Linked DNA regions of Mus musculus: region 2 is linked to region 1. Evidence: chromatin loops called from intact Hi-C (ENCODE). Cell type or tissue: gastrocnemius. All regions are shown on one strand. Links, peaks and the distances in the headings refer to the core of each region. The heading gives the core; the rest is flanking DNA. Region 1 holds the start of Noc3l (NOC3 like DNA replication regulator). Region 2 holds the start of Fra10ac1 (FRA10AC1 homolog (human)).

What was found. Peaks named below come from ENCODE experiments on the same cell type or tissue, not always from the same donor. Only the 100,000 strongest peaks of a DNase experiment are listed, where the experiment ranks them.
Region 2: a loop joins it to region 1, with 3 times the contacts of the local background. A loop is called at or near these places in 2 of 42 quality-filtered maps.

What each region holds. Positions count from the first base shown.
Region 1 is chr19:38,814,683-38,824,134 of GRCm38, reverse strand. It overlaps Noc3l (NOC3 like DNA replication regulator), which reads left to right and starts at 4,898. Exons shown (of 21, transcript NM_021315.2): 1 at 4,898-5,042; 2 at 5,990-6,197; 3 at 8,420-8,552; 4 at 9,292-9,449. The coding sequence starts at 5,034. In gastrocnemius, for the core only: a CTCF peak has its summit at 4,845 (motif pointing right); a DNase peak (open chromatin) is centred at 4,849; H3K4me3 peaks cover 1,797 bases; H3K27ac peaks cover 1,931 bases.
Region 2 is chr19:38,218,517-38,227,968 of GRCm38, reverse strand. Fra10ac1 (FRA10AC1 homolog (human)) reads left to right here and starts at 3,817. Exons shown (of 14, transcript NM_001081075.2): 1 at 3,817-4,007; 2 at 6,056-6,132; 3 at 8,242-8,337; 4 at 8,466-8,511. The coding sequence starts at 6,056. In gastrocnemius, for the core only: a CTCF peak has its summit at 3,937; DNase peaks (open chromatin) are centred at 2,312, 3,103, 3,479 and 3,802; H3K4me3 peaks cover 2,038 bases; H3K27ac peaks cover 1,997 bases.

The sequences.
Region 1 (9,452 bases), core at 647-8,646:
CGCCACCACCGCTGGGCAAGCTACAAACTTTTGAGCACACAGATGGCCCAGGTTAATCTTGGTAGATCACAAAAGGAACAGACATGAATGTGAGAGACAGATCTGTGGGGAAAGTGAAGGGTTCAGGGATGGTGGGAAGGTCAGTATGCAAGGCAGATATATGAGAAATCATAAAAATGGTTTTAGTTATAGCATGAAATGTCCTCCCTCTCGCAGAGAGGACACAGCAGTTTACCGTCATCTGTAGTTTTTCCTCCCACTTCAGAGATGATATTCATATAATTTTTATGACAGCACATTGTTATACTTGTTCTAATATGTTATTAGTTATTCTGTTATTTTCCTTGTGTGCACAGCTAATAATCCTTATGTCTTCATAGGGAAAACCTACTTAGGGCTCAATAATATCTTTGATTTCTGGTTTTGAAATACATCCTCTGCAGATAAGGGGAGAATAACACTAGATGTTAACAATTCTAAATGGACGTACCTAAGAATGTAACCTTTCTTAGAAATAGGGCTTTGGCAGAGATAACCTATTTAATTTCAGGTCATTAGGTTGTGCCCTTAATCCAATTAAGTGTTATAAGGGAAGACAGCCATCTGAAGGCACAGAGACAAAGGGAAAATGTTAAATAAAGATGGAGGCAGAGCCTGGAGTATCCACAAGCCAAAAGCTGTCAAGGGTTGCTAACTGTTACAGAATGTCCGAAGTGTCAGAAATGAGAGAACAGAGGTCCTTAAGAAGGAACCGACTATGTCAATGCCTTGATTTTAGACTTGTAACCTAAGTAATGCTGGAAAGAATACAGCATTTGAGTGTAAATAATTTTTTTGAAGGTAAGTCCAGGAGCCACTAATTATTACAGGATATAAAAGTGAGACCAGAAAGAGAAGGACCCTGATAGTGTGATTGTGAGTGGGCTGCTTGTAGATTGAGCTCAATCGTTTCATGAACCTTCGTGCGATGAAGTATTGTCCTATCTCCAAGGGCATTGGCAGAAATATTAGCGTTATTAGTCTTCCTTGGCTGCTCTAACAAATTACCTCAAACTTGGTGACTTAAAGCAATAGAAAGTAATTCTCTCATAGTTTCAGAGACCAGAACTTTGTAACCAGCATCACTGAGGGGAGTTTTGGTTTCTGATTTCTGACCCCCTTGGTGGATGCTGGAATCTCTACCTTATTTTTACTAAGGTTCATGATTTGTACAAAATGATCAGCTTCATTCCGACATTTCACACATGGATACAGCACACTTTACACTACTTGCTCCTTTAGCCTTTCCATCCCTCCCAACTCATCTTAATTCTACTTTAATGCCTTAAAACTCAAGATTCTAAATATGTGAAAAAAAATGATATTTTTCTGAGCACACCCAATTTTAATATGATGATCTCCAGTTCCAACCATTTTACTGCAAATAATATAATTTCATTCCTTCAATTTTAAAAAATATTTCTTTTTATTTTATGTGTATGTGTCTTAGATCCCCTAAAACACGAGTTAGAGACAGACGGGAGCTCCCATGTAGGTGCTGAAAATTGAGCCCAGGTTCTCTGGAAGAACAGTCTGGGCTCTTATCTATTGAGCCATCTCTTCAGGCCCATAATTTCATTCCTCATACCTGAACATTGTTCCATATACATTTTGTTTTTTCCTTTTCTCTTTCTCTTTCTTTCTTCCTTCCTTCCTTTCTTCCTTCCTTTCTTTCTTTCTTTCTTTCTTTCTTTCTTTCTTTCTTTCTTTCTGTGGTGTGTGTGTATGTGTGTGTATGTATGTATGTATGTGTGATATTGAGTATTAAGCCTAGGGCCTTACATCTTACATGTGCTAGGAAAGGACTGTTCCACTAAGTTATATATCCAATACTCTTTTTACTTTAAGATTTTTTTTGAGACATGAGACTGGAGGATGGCTTTAGGGGTAAGAGTGCTTGTTGTTCTTCCATAGGGGCAGAATTCATTTCTCAGTACTCATGTCTGGTGACTCAAAATCAGCTGTAACTCCATCTCCAGGGAAATCTGACTCCTTCTTCTGGACCCCAGGGGCACCAACAGACATCAGGCATATACACATATGTACATACATTTAATAAACAAACCTTAAACAGAAATTTTGGAGAAGTTTCATAAAGTTATCAAGGCTGTCCTTGAACTTGTGACAATCTTGCCTGATCTTCTTGAGTAGGTGGGATAATAGATCTGTGCCACTAGTCTCAGTTACATCTTCTTTATCCATTCATTCAATGATCAGCTGGGCTGATTTCATAATTTGGCTATAATGAATAGTGCTGCAAAGAATACCTCCTACATTGAAGAAGCTTGAGAGAGAATAGAAGATCCTGAGGAAGAAATGGCTGGGAGAGCCAAGGGCATCCACATTCTAATGCAGAGAGGGGGTGTGGGGGGAGGGGAGAAAGAGAAGACAGAAGAAAAAGCAGCATCAAATGTAGCCAAGTAACACAGAGAGGCTAAAGATGGGAAACACTGGATACACTTAGGAGAAAACTACAATTTGGTTATCTTCCTATGACCAGCTTCAATGGACGATCACAGGAAGATTCAGATGGGTGAACCTATCTCCCCAAAGGACTCACTGGAATCTCTCAGTACAACTCTTTCAGTACTGTTTGGCATAGCCCATTGATCCCTGCTAACCTGTATTCAGAAAAGTTTAGAGTAAGCCAAGAAGACAAGCAAGCATAAATTAGGCTTAAGAGCTGGTTAGCTAAATTGATGATAAACTGCAGTGCACAGGATCAAGAAGCCAATTGCACTAAGTCAGCAGGGATCATGAAAGCTTCCACTTTCAAACTTGCTTTCAAACAAAAAGCTGTTGGATTTCAAGACAGGAGACTGTGTGTGGCAACAAGCTGTTTTAACATGACCCAAAGATTTGACTTGATTATAAATTTAAGTATAAAATGGGCAAAGAATAAGATGAAGTTCCTTTTTATTAAAAACAACAAAAACCTAGCATAGGGGGCTGGAGAAATAGCTCAGTGGTCTAGAGCAGAGACATAGGGTTCAATTCCCAGAAGCCATTTGGTTGCTCACGACCATCCCTAACTCCAGTTCTAAGGGATTTGACACCCTCTCCTGACCTGTACCAGGCGAACGTGGTGCACATGCATACAAGTAGGCAAACACTCATACATAAAAGGCTAGCGCAGGGTTGGTTATGACAGAGGAGAGGAAGTGGAAACACAATGATGATTTTTCCTTGGAAAGAGAAAGTCACAACAAGAATTAAAAGGAGAAAACATCACTAGAAAAAAATAGTGAAAAGCTCTACGGGGATAGGCTAACTGGGAAGGAAATGTTAGGGAAAGGCAGAGGGCAAGATGATTGACCAAAGAGCAAGAAACATGGGGTTAGTTTTGAATAGAAATGGGGATACCTCATCCTTGGAACAACCAGATGCAAGCTGAAGAAGTGGGAGTAACTGTTGATATGTTTGGGAAGGAATTCAGCCACAGGCTTGGTAAGAAAGAGCACAGGCTGATGTTTCCAATTAGTGTGATGAAGTAATCTAACAGTGAGACAGGCTCTGCTGTTTCCAAGACAGGGTGTGGAAGGAGAGAGAACAGGGAGAAAGTTAGAAGGGAGGTGGAAAGACGATGCCAGATAGAAGGCATTTTTCTCTGAGGTGAAAAGCAGAAAGGACTAGTCTTTGTAAGATTACCACTGTTCATGATCTCAGTGGCCCCTGGGTTTCTTCTGGCTTATCTCACCAGCTCAGAACTGTGAGGCCAACAATGTCAGGGCTGTGCTCAAGAACGATATACTTAACCCTGGGCATGGTGACTCTATAATTAGTACTTGGGAAACTGAGACAGGAGCATATTGAGTTGAGGGTCAGTCAAATAACAACGGCGTCTCTTTTTCTTTTTCTTTCTTCCTTTCTTTCTTTCTTTCTTTCTTTTTTTTTTTAAAAAACCTTTAATAGCCTCAAGTTCATCTTTGTGATTAACTTTTTATTTTTATTGTTTTTTATAATTTATTATTTTGTTTGTATATATGTGTGGGTGAGTGCCTGCCTGAGGAGGTCAGAAGAGGTCCTCAGAGATGGATGTGCTGGGAATAGAATCCGGGACTTTCTGGAGGAGCAGCAAGCACTCTTAAACACTGAACCACTTCTCCTGCCCAGTGTTTTATTCTGTTTTTTAATTTAGGAAAAGGTCTTTGGGAGACAAGTACTTAAAATACACATTCTTGCGATGCTTAAATCTTCCTGGAAGAGTTAACGATTCAGTCAGATAGTATCTTTACCAAAAAGGTAACAGAATCCTAATTCTGCAAGTCTCACCAATATAGTACTTTATCATATAATGGTTAAACCCAAAGAAAAAACGATTCCACAGTAAAACCATAGACTTTTTCTCTAGACAGGGACTACACTGGGTAGACTAGGCTCTGTAGACCGGGCCTCGAACTCACAGTGATCCACCTGCCTCTACCTCCCAGTGCTGGGATTAAAGACGTGCTCCACCACGCCTAAACTTAAGTGTGGACTTTCGGTTGGTGGAAGGTGGTGAGAGATCTTTCATCATTCGGTTCAAAGCCCCAGTGCCTGTGGAGGGATGGCTTCCAATAAAGAAGCTGCGGTTGCCCTCTAGAAGATCCAGAAGACGAAGTACCCGCAACAGGCGGAGCCACAAGACGCCGGCGATCAAAACCGCCAAGCCCTCGTCTTTTGTCTTCTCCAGGACTGAAAAGGAATCCGGGCGGGAACCTGCTTGAGTCCTTCAGCTGGGACGCCCACTCGCCCACTCTTCAGCCTCAGCGATTCTCACAAGGGTCAGTCCGTGAGAGACTGAGCCCGGGACCAGAGCCACCAGGGGGCGCACGCACCGCCGCCCGAAGAGGAAGTCCCGCCTCCCGTTTCCGGCGGCAGAAAGGGGGAGAGGCTGAAAGCGTCTTCCGGTTTGGGAAAGGTTGCGCTCAGTGCACGTGTGTCTTTTCCACCCGGCTCCTGCGTGTTCCTCTGTCCGAGTGATCTTGTCTGTGGTACTCCTCGCAGGCCTAAGGATGAAGGCGGTAAGTGCTGTCCGAACCCCGGCCCCCGGGAGTTGTGGCTGCTTGGGTTGACAGGGTCTCCCTCTGCCTGGCTTATCTTTCCCTTAGGTTTTGAGTCTGGTATAGGGGGCGGTGGCCTAACTTGGTGCTCCCTAGCCGATCTATGCTCCATCCACTTTGGGTCATTACTGGGGCTTTTGCTTCCTCGCCCACTACGCCCAAGCACGACCTCAGGCTGCAGATGCGAGGCCAGCACCGGGCCCTGCCACCGAATGGTGTCAGACTGAAGGGTTTTCCAAACTGTCTCTCGAATCTTATACACACGAGAAGCAAGTCTAAAGTTCCTTGAACCTGTTTTGTGAGACACTGAACCCGAAGAGAGCCTGTTTCCTCCTTAAAGTGTAAGGTGATAGGAAGGCTGGTGATTTTTCCCAGATGGAGAGGGAATTTAGAAGTAGCCTTGGGATTTGGATTACAAAGCACTTACCAGCGAGAGCGCTGGAATAACTTCTGTAACCTTCGCTTCTTTATGAATGACGTGAGGATTATTATTATTTAGGGTGTTGGGAAGTGTGAGTGCTTTGTAAATAATAAACCGACAAATGAATGTCAGTTGCTAAAGGCATCCATTATTTTGCTCTGAATGTGTTGCCGTACCAGTGTTAGACTAGCCTTGAATGACCGTTTGCCACAGAGAAGAGATTCATAATGTTTTGCTTTCAGATTGCACACGTGAGAGACTAGATTCAGATCACAGGGAAATCCCGTGTGGAGCAACTGATGCTCTAGTGCCATTCTGTAGGATTGCTTACTGCCGTGCATTGGTTTTTAGTTCTTACACAGGACCCGTGGTTGTGAGACAGTTTTGAAATTTGCTTTATTTAATCTATAAAGAGTTTTCCTTCACCTGATTTTAAAAATAATCAGAATTTCTTAGTTGTAGTGTCTCTTCTGTTGTTGTTTTCTAGAGAAGAAATAAAAAGCAGGTCCCAAGCTTTCGCAAGTTGATAAAAACTAGTAAAGTGAAACTTGAAAACAAATTGAAAAATAAGCAATTTAAACAACAAAGTACCATCAAGAAGTACCGAAAAGAGCAGAGGAAACTAAGGCAAGCTGTAAAAGATGCTGTGTCTAAAAAACCCATTCCGCTGGAGGACCCAAAGAGCAAACGGCCAGGTAACGAAAGTGTTCACTTACGCTGGAATGTTCTCCATGGAAGTGACTTGTTTTCTAGTGTCCACTTGTCCTGTGTTCAGATCCTTGTAGGTCTAGGTAAGGTCTTTTATGCTTTACCACAGTAAGTATGAGAAAACAATGCAAGACCATATGCCCTGTGAGAAAACTAGCTTCTCCTTTTCGTTGGCATAGACAGCAGATCTGAAAATGTACTTGGGGGATGCTCAGAGCAGCTGTGTAAATTTCGGGACACGCATCAGGGCTGCCGGCTTCCCATCCACTGAGAGTTAGCCGTGGTTAGCCTGCTTGGTTTTGCTCCATTCTTCACCATGCTGCCAGTAGGTATTTCCTTTTCTAAACTTGTGGTTTTCTTTCTCCTTGTACACTTGGGGTGAAGTTCAGCTGTAATAGTCTCGGTTGTTTTGTAGAACCATCTAAGGACCCCAGCTCCTCAAAACAGAAAAATATGATCATTTTAAAGTCAGGACAGTTCTCTAGCTGATGTAACTGTTCATTGTTCTATAGCCATCTCTCCTTCTCTTAACCTCCATGCAGTCTGACCCAAATGCAGCATTATCGTGATGGGTAGTGATCATTTGATTGGGAATCAGGAATAAAAAAATCTTCTCTTGGTTTTTGTTGCTAGCTATGTAGTCTTGGTTGGTCACTCAATCTCCAATCAAGGAACAATGAGTTAGCTGGTTAGATACTTTCAGAGATCTCTTCTAAGTTTTACAATCTGAAAGGTGTAATATGCTAATAGCTCCTTAATAAAAGAAAAGCAAAAGATTTCTTTATTTTTGCAACTTAGAATCTAAGTGAAGTTGCCAGAGAGGGAGGAATATAAGAAAAAGGCAGGTGCAAACGCTGTTGAATTTGATATGAAAATATTGAAGGACTTTTTTCTACTAAAGTGGGAGGCCAGGTCCTTGGATGACGGAGAAACGAGGCAGGTGAGGGAGTTAGAAGTGTGACGACAGAGAAAAAGGGGATTCAGTGGAAGAGGAAAAGCTGATCAACAAACACACCAAGTTTCTGGTTTGAGGAGTGGATTATTAGTTTAGATTAGGGGTTTTCTTCTATGCAGTGTTTATCAGTCTTAGTGCTACGAGGAAGGTGAGCTTTGTTAGGGAAGACAGTAAGAGTGTTTTGTTCACAGTTGACTCTTCTGCACTCAAAAGGGGTTGGGACACTTAGTTGTTACTGTTTTTTAATATATAATTATGTGTATTTATGTAAAAATAAAGAGTCGAGTTAAGAGGAACAGGAACAATGAGCGGATAGAGTTCGAATGACTCGAGTGAGGCTGGGGTTTTGATAGACATGAGTAACTTAAATGTAGAAGGAAAAGTTGCTGAGTGTGTTAGCAGGAGGGTGGGTGAGGTGTTACCATGCAGTCTGAGTGTGTTAGCAGGAGGGTGGGTGAGGTGTCACCATGCAGTCTGAGTGTGTTAGCAGGAGGCTGGGTGAGGTGTTACCATGCAGTCTGAGTGTGTTAGCAGGAGGGTGGGTGAGGTGTTACCATGCAGTGTAAGTGTGTTAGCAGGAGGCTGGGTGAGGTGTCACCCATGCAGTGTAAGTGTGTTAGCAGGAGGCTGGGTGAGGTGTTACCATGCAGTGTAAGTGTGCTAGCAGGAGGCTGGGCGAGGTGTTACCATACAGTGTAAGTGTGTTAGCAGGAGGCTGGGTGAGGTGTTACTGTGCAGTCTCAGTGTGTTAGCAGGAGGCTGGGTGAGGTGTTACCATGCAGTGTAAGTGTGTTAGCAGGAGGCTGGGTGAGGTGTTACCGTGCAGTCTAAGCAAGGGAGTAAAAGGAGAGCACTGGTGTATAGGACAGCAAGTGGTTGAAGGAATAAAGCTCTCTATCCGTAGTCAGTAAGACAGTGCCCTGGAATTAACTGAATGACACTGTGAGGACAGACGCTTGCAGTCAGAGTGAGCATCCAGGCTTGGACCTGGCCTTTGGAGATGACAGATGAAATGGAGCAAAAGTCACTGGAGGTGAGAAGGTGCCAGTGGACTCAGCCATTGGCTCTCAGATGCCCAGAGACAGTTCAGAATGCATGGAAACATTTACTTTTAGATTTCAGGAATCAGAGATACGAAGATGCTAGGTGCTTGTCACCCAGCCTTCATTGGGAGTACTGCGGGGAGAGCAGGTAATAGATAGAGTAGGAAAATGCACAGTTCTAATACTTGTGTTTTTCTTTTTGGTGGAGCAGTTAAAAGGATGGAGAGGGAGGAGGACGAGGAGGAAGAAGCCCTGCCTTTGGATATGATGGACGAGGATGACCTACAGCTGATGAAGGATTTAGGACAAAAGGCATCTTTTCTCACAAGAGATCTCTCTTCTAGGTAATAGTTCATCTGAGTTATGACTGAATTACAAAGTTGTAAGTGTGGTTCTGTTTTTGTTTTTGTTTTTTTCCTCGTGGTTTCTGAACATCACCCAGGCCCTAATACATACGAGACTCCTGTTCTCACTCTGGAGCCCAGTGTGTGTACTATGACTGATGGTCCTCCTGCCTCAGCCTTCAGCGTGCTGGGATTATATGCCTGGTTTACAGCAGACTTTCTAAATGATAGTTAAAGTAATCTGAAAGGAGAGAAGAGAAAATGTTTCATCAGATTGACTTACAGCAGTGATTCTTAGCCTTCCTCATGCGGCCCTGTAACACAGTTCCTCGTGCTGTGGTGTGGCCCCCATCCATAAAATCACGTCTGTTGTTACTTCACAACTAACTTTGCTACTGTTATAAATCATAATGTAAATACTTTTGGAGATTGAGGTTTGTCAAGAGGGCGAGCCTGTGGGACATTTTCTTGATTGAAATTTGATGTGGAAGAACCCAGCCCACGGTAGGCAGTGCCATCCCTTGGTCCGTGATCCCGGGCATTGTTAGAAAAACTGAGCAAGCTGGTAAGCACTGCTCTGCCATAGCTTCTGCTTCAGTTCCTTCCTTGAGTCCCTGCCCTTCGTGATGGACAATTGTAAGATGAAATAAACCCTCGGTTTCCGATGCTTATTACCGCAGTAGAGACCCAACTAGGACAGTACCCTTCAAAACTGAAACTGGGCTTTTTTTTTCTGCAGTGAACCAGTCCATATCAAGAAACGAAAGCATGAGAGTGTGATAGAGAAATATGAAAAAGTGCCAAGAACTCTGCAAACCGCACCGGAGAAGGAGTTGATTCACCTGCTCCCTATCAAGGACAAGAGTGGCATCATCCCTCAGGCTCGGGAGAAGCCGGGTG
Region 2 (9,452 bases), core at 466-8,465, 600 kb after region 1:
TTCTCCTTAAAAAAAATAGCTCCCAATTTGCCCAAATATCACAACTGCCATCGGCCTATTGAAAGGCAGTAGAAATATTAAACAGAAACCCTGAACTCAGAGTCAAATGTATTTGGGACCATTTACATGCTCATGACTTTGGGAAAGTTAATTTCTCTAAATCTTCTTTCTTGTCTGTAAAATATGAATGATAGTACTTTGTCTTGTTTAACAATATTTACATATGTGTACTTTTGTGGGTATGAACCTGTGGGCATGTCAGCATGTATGCAGCAGTCAGAGGACACCCCAGATGTTGGTCCTTAGGAGCCTTCCACCTTTAGTTTGAGACAGTGCAACTCTTGGCTCTTACAGGTAGTTAGTCTAATTGCTCCACTAACTTTCAGGAATCCATATATATGTATATGGATGTGTATATGTATATGTATGTGTGTGTGTGTATATATATACACACATACACACACACACACACACACACACACACACACACACACACACACATATATAGTTTCTCAAGAGAACCCTGACTAATACAGATGAAAACATGAGGTAGGTGGGTTATAGCCAAGTTGGGGAATCTGTTATAGGCCTTAGATGCCATCTGATAACATTTTTCACCAAGGGTTGGGAAAGGTAGATCTTTGTCCTTTCCAAAAGGACTTATCTAATCTTTGCAAGAATCTTAGATCACACACAGTCGGGTAATAAATGGTTATTTAAAGGGTTAAAGATAGCCCAAGATGTTTGACATTGGATCTGCAACATTTTGACTTACCATAAATTGAAATTGTAATCAGTCAATTGACCTTGTAGAATGATTAACATGGGCAGTTGTTTTTTGGTTTTCTGGGATCTCAATTTACAGCATAGACCAAACCACCCCAAGAGTTTGTTGCTTGAAGCAGCATTTAATTTGCATAAATCTGCAGTGTGGGTCGGACTCAGTGAAGATGGCTTGGGTCTGTCTGTACTACTATTTACCATCAAGAAGACAGAAAGGGTCAGGCAGAAGCTGCATCATCTGTCACATGCAGCTTCGAAGCCTCTCAGCATTATTTCTGTAGAGCCTTGACAGCTGGGGCAGAGATGCAGATATCAGGTTACCATGGAGAAATATTAATGTTGTATCAACCTTAATGAAAAAATATTCATGTGATCATTTTGGGAAAATAAAGTGTGTTCAGACCTAAAGGATAACAGAACATGTATTGAAAGCATGGCTTGATATTTTATGGCCATCGCCATCCATCTCTGGCCCTTATCTAATGCCACCATAGCATTTTGTTGCTTTGAGCATCAATATATTATTGCATTTTTTTGTAATTATCGATAACATATCTTAAAGCCTGGAACCCATAGGTTTCCATATGCCATATACTTATGGTATATGATAGAATACATTGATTTTACTATTTTATATGCTCTGTCTTTTAAACTGATTTGTCTCTGAGATAAAGAAGTGATTTTTACATGTTTGTAATTCCAATGACTGATCCACCCAAAGCATGTTCTTAATGGGTGTTTGTGTCTTTTAATATTGAATTGTAATCGCTTACTTGAGAGTTTTTCATCAGGTAAGTTTTCTGTCCTGTGTTGATTCAAATTCAGATTATGTTATCTATCTATAGCATATACTTTGTATTTAATGTCTCCAGTAGCTGCTGACCTCAAAGCAAAAAATGGAAACCTTTGAATGAATGGAAAATAGAAACACACATCAATGCAGCAGCTACTCCCCGTAGAATCATGAACTGAGAGGTAGGAGCTGAATTGTATAAAAGGAAAGTGCTGCCGAGCTCCAAACCCTCATGGACCTGTGGGGTCAAGGTCTGTGCATATCTCTCTTATGCGTAAAGCAAAGCATGTGTTGAAGAGATGGTGTGTTACGATTCTATTGCTGTGAGGAGACACCACGAGCAAAGCAACTTATAAAAGACAACATTTAATTGGAGGCCTGCTTACAGTTTTGGAGGGTGAGTTCATGGCCATCATGGTTAGCAAGCTTGGTAGCAGGCAGGCATGATGCTGGACCAGTAGCTGGGAGCACACATCCTGATCCACAAGTTATAGGATAGGGGTACGGATACATATATATAACTGGATACACACACACACACACACACACACACACACACACACACGTCATATCTATCTGTCTGTCTGTCTGTCTATCCATCCATCCATTCACTGGGCCTCTGGGCTTTGAGTTTCAATAAATGAGGAGCAAGCAGTCAAGCATCTGAATCTATGGGGCCCATTCTCCTTCAAACCCCCATAGCTGGCAAAGCTGTGGAGAGGCTTGCTGCTCTTTCCCAGGGCCAGGGTTCGGCTCCCAGTACCCACACCACTCTGTCACGCTTGTTCCAGGGCTTACCACACCGTCTTCTGTCCTCCATGTGTAATGTGACATGGAGAAGCAGGCACACACATATGACACAGAAGCAACATCTTTAAAAAATTTAAATGCAGGGCCTACAACAGCAGCACAGGGTTGTTGGAAAACTAAAAAGAAGTTAATAGATAAAAGATGTTTTTTAAAAAGGAACAAAAATGCTAATGCATGTCAAATATTGGTATACAAGAGTTTCATTTAGGCTACAGGAGTTCTTATTAGTGATAAAAGGACAAAGTATTTGGTTTTTAGATATCTATAAAAATTGACTGCTTGACAAATTAACTCAATACTTTAATAATATTAAATTATGAGGTTTCCTATTTACATTTTTAAAGGAAACATTTTTATTGTAGTATAATTCAAATGCACCTTGAAATGCATAAATTTATAATTTTGTAATTAACAAGATTGCAATCGCTGCTCTATGTAAATCAGGGTGTATCTATGATTTGCTGCCAGGAATAAAAAAAGTCTTGAACTGATTGACAGGGATATTGTTATCTACTGGTTAGGATAAAAGATTTAAAATGAACGTGTATTAAGATTCAGAGTTCTTCCTTAACATGGACCCGCTGTAAAAGTGAGAAGCATGCCAGTTCTGTTCAGCAAATGTTTTAGTAGCTCCTGTGATTTCAAAGGCACAGTGTTGGCTGCGGAGTGCGAGATGAATAACTGCTGGTATTGAAGAGAAGCAAGATCTGTACCCAGTGGAAAGAGGAATGGGACGTCACGGTGTAGGGCAAACACAATGCAGGAACAACCCAGTGGAGCTTAAAATAATTTAATTCTGGCTGCCTGAGGTGTTTTTTTTTTTTTTTTTTTTCCTTAAATTTTATATTGGATGCCCTTTCTGCGTGTGCTAGGTTGCTTATTGGCGTAGAATCTGCGACCCTGTGAAATCTTTTTCATTCCCCATTTCTTCTTTTCCTTGCCAACTCGATCTCTTCAGCCGCCAGCACTGCCTTTGGAACAGTATCTATTGTGTGGGTGGCGGAACGCGGGGAAGCTATTTCTGTTCTAATTATGAGCACTGTTTTCGTAGGGGAAAAAGAGGGGGTGATAAGGCAGATCTGAGGCTGAGCTGCTGGCTGGGCGAGGATGCTCGGTGGAGGCGTTACTAAGGTTACTAGAGAGAGGACCGCAGGTGACAGGCGGGGTTTTTCTCTATAGCAATATACATTTTCCAATGAAGGACGTGGGCTGGGCAGTGCCACATTGTACTACATATTGGATTCCCTAGAGGAAAAAGGAGATGGCCCAAAGGAAAAATGAGGGACCAAAGCAGGGAGCCTCTGCTTCCTCTTCCGGGCCTTTTCTTCCGCCGTCTTTGTTTACCCCCGAGCCATTCTGGCTGCAGCACAGAGTCGGCGCGCCGGAGAACGGTGTCTTATCGATGTGACACGCCTCTGAGCCGGGCCGGAAGCGGTTCCCAGCCGGTACCCGTAGGGCCAGGCGTGCAGCGTGCGGTGACAGTGGCGCGGGCGGCGGCGCTGCGTGGCTCTGGAGGACCGGCGCGGACCTGCAGCGGCTCGCTGAGGCCGTGGCTCGTCGCTGCAGCTGTCAGGACTCTTGGGGGCGAACTTGCCAGACAGAGAAGAGCGGAAGGGAAGGGGTGTGTAAGGAGGGCCGTGGGCGTGTTTGATCTCAGAGAGGACTTTGAAACTGGTTCTTAGTAGTTGAGTCTCATTTTTATTTTGACAGATTCGGGAGGCAGCAGATGCCCTATTCTCGAGATTTTCTTAATTCCAGTCAGTTGATAGCATGATTTGAGTGAGAGCTTTTTAGTGAAGCTACTGGGTTAAGATAGCTCAAGGGATGGATGAAGCTGCCCGAGATAAAAAGAAATGTGGCGTCGGAGCAGAGAAGAGGTGTCTGGAATGAGGGGTCAAGATGATCTACTAGTTCCAGGTTCTACTAGTTTCAGGTCTTCCTGTACTAGGTACCGTCCCCAAACTATGTAAGCTTGAGGTTTGGGCTTCTTTACATAACCTCTATGTTAACCTTTACATAAGTGGGGAAGTAGGAGACGCGTCTGTGCCAGCCAGACCTTAGATTCTGCAACTGCTCCAGGCTCCACACTGCGGTTTTCCACCATCAATATATGAAGCACGTGAGGATGGATTAGAGGGTAGTAGAATTTGAACAGCCTTGATGAGATCTGCTAAAAGGTGTGACGTCTAGGTGTATAAGGCAATGATAGCTGTCGGTCAGGAAGAACTGTGGCTTGCAAACCTATGTCTCCAAAGCTTGGCTGTTGCCTTCTCTTTAGCATTTGGTGGGATAAGGAAGAGAGGTATATACTCACACGCCCAAGTTTGAAAATGGAGTTGCAGAGACTCACAGAATTTAATGATTTGACATAGCTACCTTATTTAACAGAATGACAAACAGAAGGTAGTCAAGAACGCAGACACTGGCTATCCTAGCTGTACTTGCCAACACAGATGCTAAAGTTAATGTCTCTTTACCTGGACTGGGTCCTTTCAGCAATAAAGATTGCAACCCACCTTTACCCCTATTAATGTGTGTTACGAATTCTGTACACTTACTGACACAAATACCAAAGCTGAAAAATATTATCACTTGACCTGGACTGGCTCCTTTCAGCTGCAGGAGTTGACTATTGATGATATACAGTAGTAAAATCATCTGTACCCTTGCTCATGTGTGTTCCAAACTCTGTGTAATGCTGGAGTCAGATGCCTTTTCAGGCACAACTGACAGCTGAAGCTTTTCAGCAATTCCAAGACTATCCATCGGAAAATAATAAGACTGACTAAGCCTAGGGGTAAGGAAACTTAGCTTAAGGAGACCTCAGCTAAAACTCATGCTTAAAAATTAAGGAAAAAAAATTTAATCAGTTGATAATGTACTGTTTACAAACACTAATTCTGGCAAGTTGTGCCTAATATTCCCAAGAGATTGTTGAAACTGGGGCCTTAAGAATCAAGTAGATTAGTTTAACTACATTTTCATTCCTAAAATGCAAGTACTTATTTTTAACTTGAAAAATCATAAGCTTTATAAAAGTGCTTATCACTGTGTCTATGACAAAGTAATAATATAGTCACCCAGTGCTTAATAAGAGAGACACTTAAATACATTTCTGCAGCTCCTTCATTGTTCAAACAGCAGAGAGTATGCTTCTACAATGGTACAGCCATCAAACACCTCTACTACAGACAGCCCCCAAACTAGTATCTTTCTAGACTATGAACGTATATAGCATGTTGTTGCAATTATTACTGTAGATAAGTGTAATGGTATTTGCACAGTTAGGCATAGCTACAATGTAGAAGGTATAGTTGAAGTACTAAGCAATAATTTGTATTTTCCTCCAGTGGTCTGTCTGTGGCTGAAACATCTCTAGGGGGTGTGGGGTGTGTGGCACAAATAAAAGTGATGCACTGTTGTCCCTTGCATGGAGTCGCTTTGCAATATCCAGGCTTAGGTTTCACTGGAAGGCCAGTGACTAATGTCCTTATTCTTCTTATTTCAAAGGGATTAAAGTGTTAGGTGGCTGCGTAGACCAGAGACCATGATCTGCCCAGCATGACTTGTAAAGCTTGTGGCTGTTTAAGATCACTTAACTCTCAGTCTTGTGTTTCCTGAGTATTTGGCAGCTCGGGTCCGCACGGCTGACCTCGCACTCCTTTGCAGATGCATGGGCATGGAGGCTATGACTCTGATTTTAGTGACGATGAGCAAGGCGGAGGCTCCAGCAAAAAGAGGAAGAAGTAAGTCTGTTGATCCATAGTTCACACTGTTTCTAGACGGACATGAAGTATAACTAAATCCTGGAAAGGGTTTGGATTGACTTTGCATATGGAAACAACTGCTGTAGCAAGTGAGGGTTTATTCATTGCACTGTAATAAATGGATTTCAGTTTGGAGGTAGTTGTGGGGAAAATGAAGTTTTGTTGTGAAGGAGTTTATTGAAAGGGATAGAGGGAAAAGGAAAGATTTCTCTATTGCATGTTTTTTTTTTTTGTTTTGTTTTGTTTTTTGTTGTTTGCTTTTTCATTTGTTAAGACTGTGTGTCTGCAAATGTCACAGCTTAAAGGAGGCTTGGTTGCTGTTTGTCTTCCCAGTGAGGTGCTCGTGGAGGATGAATTGTAATTCAGAACAGTTGTAATGTTGACTTGAATGAGCAGGTCAGAGTTGGCAAGACCAAGATCCTCTAGCATACAAAGCCTGGGCTTCACAAAGAGGACACATTTTTGTTGTTGTTGTCATTTTTGTTTCCTGAGACAGTTTTATTATTTAGTTCAGGCTATCCTGGAATTCCCTATATAGCCCAGGCTGTCCTAAGACACAGTCTTCTTGGTTTAGCTTTGAAAGTGCTGGGGTTCCAGGTATGAACTGCATGTCCAGCTGGAGGCTACATCTTCACAAAATTGCTGTGTTTAGGGCCATTGTCCTTAGCTTTCAGTGCTTTGAAATGTCATGGTATGTAGTAACAGGAGGGCTTGATTCGTAGTAGCAGGACTTAGAGAAGTTGGTTTATTATCCCATAGTGAGACTGATGTGTTATCACTAACTAGGAATGAACATTTTATAAAATCGGCAGTCTTTATCAATAACAGAAGAATAGTAATAATTATAGCAATGTATGTTTTTTAGATTTCTTTCTTTCTTTCTTTCTTTTTTTCTTCCTTCCTTCCTTCCTTCCTTCCTTCCTTCCTTCCTTCCTTTCTTTCTTTCTTTTAAAAGATTTACTTATGTTGTTTATATGAGTACACTGTAACTGTCTTCAGACACACCAGAAGAGGGCATTGGATCCTATTACAGATTGTTGTGAGCCACTATGTAGTTGCTGGAAATTGGACTCAGAACCTCTGGAAGAGCAATCAGTGCCCTTAACCACTGAGCCATCTCTCCAGCCCTGTGTTGTTTTTTTTTTTTTAGATTTTCATTAAGAAACATTGCTTTCTGGTCTGGGGGGGGGGGGTGTAACTAAGTTAGTGGAATGCTTGCCTAGGATATAGGACGCCCAGGTTCAGTCCCCAGTGCTGTGTAAAACAAAGAAAAGTGACACATGCCCTTTAGAGGCAGATTAAGGAGCATCAGGAATTCAGGTTTATCCTTGCTTGTGTAGTGATTTCCGGGCTATCTTGGGCTAGTGAGGATCCTCCCTCAAAAGAAATGATTTATGAATAGAATTTGAGCAGATTTAGTTGGGTACTGTGGTCTAGGGTTCTATGTATCCATATCAGTAAGGCTGTTTGTCTGTGGTCAGTGTCCTCTATAGTCAAACTTTCCTTTCCATATTTTTTACCTGTTAAATCTTCATTATCTCTCCTTTAGAGGTAAATAACTTAGGGTGGTAAATGATCAAGTCAGGAACTGAGCTAGGAACCTGCTGCTAAGAACTAGCCATTTTCTCTTATCTTTTCCATTTTATAAGTAGTAAATAAAATGAAGAAGCAAAATGTTTCATTAAAGATCAGAGACCCATTTTAAAGTTAAGTCCTTATTTCATGTTAGTTACTTTTCTAGTTGTGAGCCTGTTACCCGACAAGAAGAAACTGAAAGATTTGCTTTTGGTCAAGATTTAAGAAGGGGTACAGTGAGAAGGGGTTCCTATGGAGGCAGGGGCATGAAGTAGCTGGTCACATTGTGTCTACAGTCAGGAGGCCGAGAGCAGATATAAAGTGAGGCCGGGTTATAAAATGTCAATCCATCTGCAGTGATCCACTTCTTCCAGCAAGGCTCTGCCTTCCTAAGACAGCTGAGGCAGAGGTCACTGGCAGAATACCTGTCGAGCTGTCACAAACATGGGAAGAGTTAGACAGCATCCTTCAAGAAAAATTAACTTTTAACACTTTTTTTTTTTACTACACCAGGACAGTCGAAGATGAGTTGCTGCTTACAAAACCGTTTCAAAAAGAAAGGCATGGAAAGGTGGCCCATAAACAAGTCGCCGCAGACTTGCTCGACAGGTGTGGCGCTTTGGTGCTATGACGGACAGCCTTTGCGTTAAGCTCTTTTATAATCTCATAACCTGTGGGTTTCATTATGTTAATAAAATATGGGCATTTGAATTTACCTAAACTTCTTTTTTAAACAGGGAAGAAGCAAGAAATAGAAGGTTTCATCTCATAGCTATGGATGCTGTATCCTTTTTATAGTCCTATTTTCATAACTAATAGAATATTTTGCTTGTTATCCATGTTTTCTGACTTTTAAAAATCAAAATCTTGTCAAGTTAAGTAGACTAGTTTTATTTTTACAGGTTAGTAGTTATTGATATAGAAATTTACGATTTGAATTTTCAGGTGTAATTCTCTTTTGCTAATATATAGGAAAAACTAGAGGTAAAAATAATGAAATAAATACTAGTTGTGGTCTATTAATAGACTTTAAAGTCCAGGAACTTAAAAGGGTTCCCACCTGTTCTTGTCAGGCTTGCTCACTTCCCTTTACTGTTCTCGTCTTCTTGAATATCATTTTAATTCATCCCCTTCCTACCTGGCTCTTGACTACTTTAAATTTTCTGCAAAACTTCTGTTTTAAAATTAAGTGTGTCTGAGTGCCATCTCTATGTGTGCTGTTGCTCTGTTCCTCGGGTATGACTGAAGACTTGAGCTGTGAGTTAGACTGTCATGCACCGCTACTCGGGATGTTAGAGAACAGGAGAGGCCAGGCAAGACCTGAGTGTTCACTCCCAGGTCAGGACTGAAGAGAGGAAGCACCACACTAGAGTCATCTGATGCATTTTCACCTCATTCCTTTCCTTTAAGTTACTGTGTTCTAGATTTTTTTTTTTTAAAAATCTCTCTTACCTCCTAATCCATTGGAAACTTACCTTAGCTTAATGGTCTTATCTCCCATAAACATCTATACATATGTTCTCCCTTCTCTGACACTCTCATTGAGGGTGTTAGTGCACCTAGCGAGAATAAAAATATAGGTGATATGTTTCTGTCATGGTAGAGAGATCTCATGGCTGAGATGGTAGAGAACCCCAGTATTTTTGGGAAGTAGGCATATGTTTAGCTATAGGAGTAGTCACCATCTTAAAAGTTAGTGATTTTGCTAGGTGTGGTACACACCT